Regions from separate parts of the Mus musculus genome. Here region 1 is linked to region 2. Evidence: chromatin contacts called from ENCODE Hi-C or POLR2A ChIA-PET data. All regions are on one chromosome and are shown on one strand. Each heading gives the region's core, a stretch centred on a gene start or an enhancer-like site at or near the end of the contact. The rest is flanking DNA. Distances are from core to core; before and after follow the strand shown. Region 1 holds the start of Zfp868 (zinc finger protein 868). Region 2 holds the start of Atp6v1b2 (ATPase, H+ transporting, lysosomal V1 subunit B2).

Region 1 (4,274 bases), core at 738-3,237, 540 kb after region 2:
TACTGCAGGATCCTGGACGTGAAGTGTTGAAGGGCACAGTCGGCTGTGTCCTGTCCCAAGTTACTCCATACTGTGAGAAAACAGTGGTTTTCCAGACAATGCCTTGCCCTGAGTGACTCCATTTGACTCCATTTTGAGGAAAGAGAATGACTCCAGCCCCTTGGTACATGCACAAACAATACTATCTGTTCAGCCAGATATCACAGGCTTGTTCCTGAGAACAGAAAGAGGGCTACTCTGTAAGTTTATCAGGGTGAGTTGAGACTAGATGGGCATGTATTACAATGCTATCAGGGAAACCAGGGAAGGGCATAAATCCCTCTCCTGGCCTCTTAAATTGATAGACACCTACTAGCACTAGGATGTCTGACCCCAAACCATCCTATCGTCTGATAACTAGTATATAGATGAAGAAAGGACAAGTAGAGACTTTTGTCCCTGAGGTTTCAATAGGCCCCATGACTCACCTACTCACCTGCCTGGCCTTCCACCTAGTCCCTATCCAGACCTGGACCTGAGCCCACAGTTGCCTGCTCTCAGGGCCTTCTATCTAGAACTAAGCAGCATGGCTGACAAGCCTGAGTCCTCTCTGTGACTTCATCAAAGGCTCGCTCCCTGTGGCACAATTGTTTTGAGTTCCTTTTCATATCAGGACAAACTCTACCTACATTTCTCTCAGCCTACTTCTAAGTATTCATTTTATAAACTAAATATATGCAGAGATATACTGTGTGCTTTGACATGAGAATTAATATTAACAATTAAAACTAAAAGAAGGGCTGGAGAGATGGCTCAGTGGTTAAGAGCATTGACTGCTCCTCCAGAGGTCCTATGTTCAATTCCCAGCAACCACATGGTGGCTCACAACCATCTGTAATGGGATCAGATGCTCTCTTCCATTGCGTCTGAAGAGAGCGAAAGTGTACTCACATACATAAAATAAATAAATCTTAAAAAAAAAAGACTAGAATAAAACCCACATTAACCTTGTCCTAATTACAAATGTAAGTGAAATCACTTGGCAAATTGCTGCCATCAAAACCTTTTAAGTTTATTGTTATTCAAAAATATTTGATACTTTGGGGAGATACAAATGTGTCTATCTTATTTCTAGCATAGTATGCTCATGTTCTCAGTTTAAACTAGTAGTTCAACATACTTCCAATAAAAATGCTAAAATAAACAAGAAATAAAGGTTGTGTGGAAATGAAGAAAAGGACCAGAATGGTGAACACAATACAGAAGAATCGACTACAATGCTTCCTGACTAACAGTTCTCGGCGAACCTCGGTACGCAAAACAATGCACTATTTGAGGGAAGAAAAATTAACAAGCCCACAAATGCATAAGCAGAAATAAAAACAAAAATATAATCAAAGGATGTCTGACCGAAGAACAAAATAAATTCAAGGAGACAAGTCATCTTTCCCAGAGCTGGTTTTAAACATCTTTGCAAAGAAACTCACTGGACTTTACAAATGTCGTAAAATTAACCTAAAGAGGTTGCCACACTTACATGTGGAAAGCAAAGTTCAGAACTTCTCGAAGACAGCACAAAGAACCTAGACAGCCTTAGTCTAGCAAGCAGCCTTCAGCGCACCACCAAAAGCAGGACGTCCCCGCCAGCCCGGATCGTGACGTCATCCGCGTACTGGCTTCCGCCCATCCCCCGCCCCCCGCAGGGCGGGACCTCCCGCTCAGCGCTGACGCCAAGAGGATCAGGGCGGAAGTACCTACGGACCGCAGGCGGAGGCCCAGGTCGCAGCCCCGACGTCCCCGCGTTCACTGCCCCAACCCCAGGGAGGACCCACCACCCCGGCTCCCGCAGCCCAGCCGGCCGCTCCTCCCATCAGGGGACAGCGGCCCTCGCTCACCATTGCCAGGCTCCGAGCTCACCCGCGCTCCCCCACACAGCTCCAAGCACTGGCTCCCACAACGGCTTTCCTCAGTTTCGGTGAAGAACCTTTAGCTAACATGGCGGCCGAAAAGAACCCGCCCCCCCGCCTCCTAGAAGCTTCTGATTGGACAACCTGTCTGTAGCTCCTGATTGGTTAGAACTGCTCTAGGTGATCTGAGTGACAGGAGTAGCTCCTCTTGCAGTTCCTTAGGCTGTGAGTCTAGAGCCCATTGTTTAGTGTTGCGGTGGCCAGCAGGTGTCAACATAGGTTCATGGCTCTTGTGTACCTCTAGGTGTGCCCTACTGAATGATTCCAGGACCCTGACCAGTGAAAATAGTTAACGATGTCAGGCCAGTTTTGTGACTCTGACTTACCTAGGGACAAGTCCGCTGAAAGAACCAAACTAGTGTTTGGTGATGACAGTTCAGGGGGCACTGTACCATAGCTTCTTCAGAATATTTTTGTTGAGACTCTTCCTTTATTGTGTACAAGAGCCTCAAACTCGTAGTCCGCCTCAGTCAATGTGCCTAAAGCCATTTTTTTTCTTTTCTTTTTTATTGGATATTTATTTACATTTCATATGTTATCCCCTTTCCCGGTTTCCCTCCCTCCAAGAAACACCTTATTACATTCTTCCTCACCCTGTTTCTATGAGGGTGTTACTCCACCCAACCACACACCCACTCCCACCTCCCAGCCATCAATTCCCCTATACTGGGGCATCTATCGAGCCTTCATAGGACCAAGGACCTCTCCTTCCATTGATGCATGACAAGGCCATCCTCTACTTCAGTCCTTTCTCTAACTCCTCTATTGGGGAATCCCATGCTCAGTCCAATGATTGGCTGCCAACATCCATCTCTGTATTTGTAAGAATCTGGCAGGGCCTCTCAGGAGATAGCCATATCAGGCTCCTTTCAGCATGCACTTCTTGGCATCCACAGTAGTGTCTGGGTTTGGTAACTGTATTTGGGATGAATCCCCAGGTGGGACAGACTCTGAGTGCCCTTTCCTGTAGTCTCTGCTCTACACTTTATCTCCATATTTGCTCCTGTGAATATTTTGTTCTCCTTCTAAGAAGGACCGAAGCAACCATACTTTGTTCTTCCTTCTTACTGAGCTTCATGCAGTCTGTGACTTGTATCCTGGTTATTTGGAGCTTTGGAGCTAGTATTCACTTATCAGTGAGTGTATAAAATGTGTTTTCTTTTGCACCTGGGTTACCTCACTAAGGATGATATTTTCTAGTTCTATCCATTTGCCTAAGAATTTCATGAATTCGTTTTTAATAGCTGAGTACTACTCCATTGTGTAAATGTACCACATTTCCTGAATCCATTCCAGATTTGAAGGATCAAATCTTCAAATCAGGGATCAGGGTTGTTTCCAACTCCTACCTCTTATAAAAAAGACTGCTATGAACATAGTGGAGCATGTGTCCTTCTTACATGTTGGAGTATCTTCTAGTTATATGCCCAGGAGTGGTAGAGCTGGGTCCTCAGGTAATACTATGTCCAATTTTCGAGGAACTGCCAAACTGATTTACAGAGTGGTTGTACCAGCTTGCAATACCACCAACAATGGAGGAGTGTTCCTCTTTCTCCACATCCTCTCCAGCATCTGCTGTCACCTGAGTTTTTGATCTTAGCCATTCTGACTGGTATGAGGTGGAATCTCAGGGTTCTTTCGATTTACATTTCCCTGATGACTAAGGATGCTGAACATTTCTTTAGGTGCTTCTCAGCCATTTAGTATTTCTCAGTTAAGAATTCTTTGTTTAGCTCTGTACCCCATTTTTAATAGGGTTATTTGGTTCTCTGGAGTCTAACTTCTTGAGTTCTTTGTATATATTGGATATTAGCCCTCTATCAGATGTAGGGTTGGTAAAGATCCTTTCCCAATCTGTTGGTTGCCTTTTTGCCTTATTGACAGTGTCATTTGCTTACAGAAGCTTTGCAATTTTATGAGGTCCCATTTGTCAATTCTTGATCTTACAGCACAAGCCATTGGTGTTCTGTTCAGGAATTTTCCCCCTGTGCCCATATCTTAGAGGCTCTTCCCCACTTCCTCCTCTATAAGTTTCAGTGTTTCTGGTTTTATGTGGAGGTCCTTGATCCACCTAGATTTGAGCTTTGTATAAGGAGATAAGAATGGGTCAATTTGCATTCTTCTACATGCTAACCACCAGTTGAGCCAGCACTATTTGTTAAAAATGCTCGTTTTTTATACTGGATGGCTTTAGCTTCTTTGTCAAAGATCAAGTGACCATATGTGTATGGGTTCATTTCTGGGTCTTCAATTCCATTCCACTGATCTTCCAGCCTGTCTCTGTATCAATACCATGCAGTTTTTACTACTATTTCTCTGTAATACAGC
Region 2 (4,102 bases), core at 1,091-3,590:
AAGTAAAAGAAGTCACCTGTGCAGATGGTCCTATACCCAGGCACATACAAGCAGCACAAAGTTGACTCGGTAGACTTAAAAAGGACATGAACTTGGGAGGCATAGAATGGCAGGAGATGGAGTAAGAATTGGAGGAAAGAGAATTGGGGAGTAGATTTGATCAAAATGTATTATACACATGCAAAAAAATTCCAAACCATAAAAAGTTTAAAAGAACTACATGACTGGGCTGGAGAGATGGCTCAGTGGGTAAGAGCACTGACTGCTCTTCCGAAGGTCTTGAGTTCAAATCCCAGCAACCACATGGTGGCTCACAACAACCCGTAATGAGATCTGACGCCCTCTTCTGGTGCACCTGAAGTCAGCTACAGTGTACTTGTGTTTAATAATAAATAAATCTAAAAAAAAAAAAAAAAAAAAAAAGGCACTGACTGCTCTTTCAAAGGTTCCCAGCAACCACATGGTGGATGGTGGCTCACATCCATCTGTAATGGGATCTGATGCCCTCTTCTGATATGTCTGAAGACAGTGACCGTATGCTCATATAATTAAAATAAATAAATAAATCTTTAGAGGATTCACTTTTTAAAAAAGAACTATATAGAACTCTCTGTTTACATTCAATTACCTCTTTTAATACTTCCAGCAATTTTATCGAGGATTGAAGGATTGTTACATAGGGACCTGAGATGCACTCAAAGTAGACTTAGGTAACCTGGCTACATTTACTTCATTTGTAACATCAGCTGACTGACTTTTAGTTGAAATGCTTGGGAGCAGGAATGCTTTAGATCTCAAATTTCTTATTTTGCCTTTTTTTAAAAAGATTTTTAAAAGATTTATTTATTTTATGTATATGAGTACACTGTAGCTGTCTTCAGACACACCAGAAGAGTGCATCTGACCCCATTAGACTGGCTTTCAGTAAGGTTTATAACTTATCATCAGTGAGCCACCATGTGGTTGCTGGGAACTGAACTCAGGACCTCTGGAAGAGCAGTCAGTGCTCTTAACCACTGAGCCATTTCTCCAGCCTCTCAAATTTCTTTTTTTTTTAATTGTGAAATATTTACATAATATGTCTTGTATATAGGCTGTAAGTCTATAGATAAAACTCATTTATATTCCATACATACCTCACATATATAGCCCAAAGGGAATTTTATAACAACATAGTAATTGGGCTGGAGAGGTGGCTCAGCGGTTAAGAGCACTGGCTGATCTTCCTGAGTTCAAATCCCAGAACCCACATGTGGCTCACAACCATCATGATGGGATCCGAAGTCCTCTTCTGGTGTGTCTAAAGACAGTAACAGTGTGCTCACATACATACAAATAAATAAATCTTTAAAAACAAAACAACAACATAGTAATTTTGTGAATGAGGCAAAGATCCATGCTTCCCAAACTGATAAGTTATAAACCTTACCGAAGGCCAGTCTAGACATCCTCTTGTGTATTTATCAACAAATCTATGGGGAACTAACACAAAGAAGTTTTTCAGTATGTTGCTCCGTCATAGCAAAGTTCTTGTTTTCCTCTTCTGTTCTTATATTGTAAAGAGAACAACAATCAATTTACTGTGTTGTTCGTTTCTCACAGGCTGGTTTTTCTTTTTGTTTTTTTTGTTTTGAAACATAGTTTCACTATGTAGCTCTGGCTGCCCTGGAACTCAGACCTTCCTGCCTCTGCCTCCTGAGTGCTGCGTTTAAAGGCTTGCGCCATCACACCAAGCCAACCGCTAGCTAATTTTATCACAGCCAAAGAAAAGAAACTAGAACCCTTTGTGCGTTCTAACCTCTTAACTGGTTTTCCAATCTGTTCCTAAGGTGGTCTTCCACACCATATACTCTTCGGATATGCAAGAAAGCCAAGTCTGTTCGAAAAGATCCACGAAAAAAAAAGAACTTGGTAGTAGGATAAACTGAAATAAATTTCGACACAAAGTTACCAATCATGGGACTAGGTTTTCTATCTTCTGCTTTCCAAGGTGTTTTCCACAGCTTGATTATGAACCTCAGTTGTCTGTATTTTCTTATGCACGTTTTCCTATCTCTTCCTTCCCTACATTCCAATGAATCTTTCTTTTTCTCGTGAATCCTCTCTCTTGTGTCAATTTTGCCCTCTGGCCCCTTTCGCTTCTCTTTTCCCGCTCCCAGCCTCAGATCCGCGCTCCCAGCACTCTGGTCAGCTCCCTATGCGCCTAGCATGCGCGCGCACCCTGCACCGCCCCCGCAGAGCTCCAGTCACGAGTCTGGGGGCGGGGCGCCGCCGAGAGGGCGGGGCCTCTGCCGCAGCTTCGAAGCGCGCATGGGTGGGGCCGGCCGCACGGGCCTCCCTGCTATATGTGCGCCTGCGCCGCGCTGCTGCGGGGCCAGTCGGGACGGAGGAGACAAGATGGCGTTGCGAGCGATGCGGGGAATCGTGAACGGGGCCGCACCCGAACTGCCCGTGCCCACCGGTGGGCCGATGGCCGGAGCTCGGGAGCAGGCGCTGGCGGTGAGCCGGAACTACCTATCCCAGCCTCGTCTCAGTGAGTACGGGAAAGTGAGCGTGTCCACCAAGCCCTTGGCTTGTGCTCTCACCTGTTCAGCCAGCGGGGAGGGAATGGGATTCATTTCCCCCATCGCTCAGTTCACAAGCACCTCTCCAGCTTTGCGTGAGCTTTTCCGTGACTTCGGTGGGCCGAGCGTGAGAGCACCGACTGGAACCTTCCCATGGGCTAAGTGGGCTCCTGATGATTGCCCTACCCGCTCCGAGTTCTCTGGGTATTGTCAGACACTGGTCTGTCTCTGAGGGCCACTTCTTGTCACTGTCTTCATCTGCTCCTGGCCTCATTTAAATGTCTTCGGGTCGAGGGAACGCCTACTCCGTCCCCCTTTGCCCCGTGGACCTCTGGGCAGGTGGACCGTGCAGAAGGTGTAATGTCATCGCTGATGTGGGCAGGCCCCGCGGCTAGAGGGAGATGTGGCTTATTCTGTAGGGAACCGCTTCACTGGAGGACACCTAGATACCGGAGAACCTTAGAGCTGAAAAATACCCTAGTCGTGCAGTCCCACCCTCTCGTTTTACAGGCGAGACGCCTAAGGTTCTGGAAAGGAGAAGCCATGCCTGGCTTCAGACATCTAATTATTGGGAAAAGAGGAACCAAAAATCGAGTTTCTTAATCCTTTGCTTGGTCTTCTGTTGTTTATTCGTTTACTGACCAGCTAACCAAACGCAGTTAAATGGAAGGTTGCTTTCCACTGTTATGTTCATAGGCTTAAGTGTAGTGATCATAAAAGACCTCAATAAGCCATGTTTAGACAAGCCAGTCATTCCCAAATGGCTCTTGTTGGCTGAAGCTTTCGGTTGTATAGAATCAAACCTCTTCACGGCTCCCTTAAAGCCAGGCAGAGAGCTTTGAAAGAAGACTTTTTTTTTTCCTCTTTTTTAAGTATCTGTTGTTTTCCTGAAAATAAGGTTCCATTTGCACAGGTTAATTGGCAGCTTGGCTCTGTGGGTGGCTCATTGGTTAAAAGCGTTTCAGCTGAAGGGTTTTAGCTAGGCGCCCTCCAGCCTGACTAATCCTGTCCTGAGCTGTCAGTGGGTCATGTGATAACACTGCAGCGAGGGGAAGGGAAAAAAAAAACACACACACACACACATTGGAGAGTGGATTGCTGAGGTGTGCCTTTTAAGCATTTTTTTAGAATAATTGTTAAAATTAGAGAATGCCTGTTAGGGGTTCATGTGAGCCCAAGGAAACGTCGGGAAAACTGACAGATTTATACCTGAGAATTACAGAATCTCTAGAATTGCATTTGATATGTATGCTTTGCTCTGAGCAGAGCACATAGACACTGGTGTGGCTTCTAAGGGAAAAATGTTACAAGGTTATAGTAGTCTCTTTCCATATAACAAGTCATTCAGAGCCAATTCAGGGAGTGTCGACTACTCCATGGCGAAGGTCTTAAGCCCTTCAGGGATGAGTAGTGTTTCTCCACCATATCCATGTGCTTGGCCAATATTTGAAGAGTTTGTTCATAGGAGGATTCTGCTGACTAAGCTGTCTCTAAAAGTTGCATCTTTGTATCCCCAAGTTCACAGTGTCTGACTTAGG

Evidence for each region. A loop is a pair of places that touch in the nucleus more often than their neighbours do. ChIA-PET counts read pairs that join two places held with the same protein, here RNA polymerase II (POLR2A).
Region 1: a loop to region 2 is called in a map of T-helper 17 cell, with 3 times the contacts of the local background. The contact joins the promoter of Zfp868 here to the promoter of Atp6v1b2 in region 2. A Hi-C loop is called at or near these places in 1 of 37 maps with a recorded cell type or tissue (T-helper 17 cell). POLR2A ChIA-PET finds 5 or more read pairs at or near these places in 1 of 5 experiments (embryonic stem cell).

The regions. Positions count from the first base shown.
Region 1 is chr8:69,623,561-69,627,834 of GRCm38, forward strand. It overlaps Zfp868 (zinc finger protein 868), which reads right to left and starts at 1,988. Exons shown (of 5, transcript NM_172754.2): 1 at 1,875-1,988.
Region 2 is chr8:69,086,396-69,090,497 of GRCm38, forward strand. Atp6v1b2 (ATPase, H+ transporting, lysosomal V1 subunit B2) reads left to right here and starts at 2,341. Exons shown (of 14, transcript NM_007509.3): 1 at 2,341-2,533. The coding sequence starts at 2,398. Slc18a1 (solute carrier family 18 (vesicular monoamine), member 1) reads right to left here and starts at 2,827. Exons shown (of 17, transcript NM_153054.2): 1 at 2,586-2,827.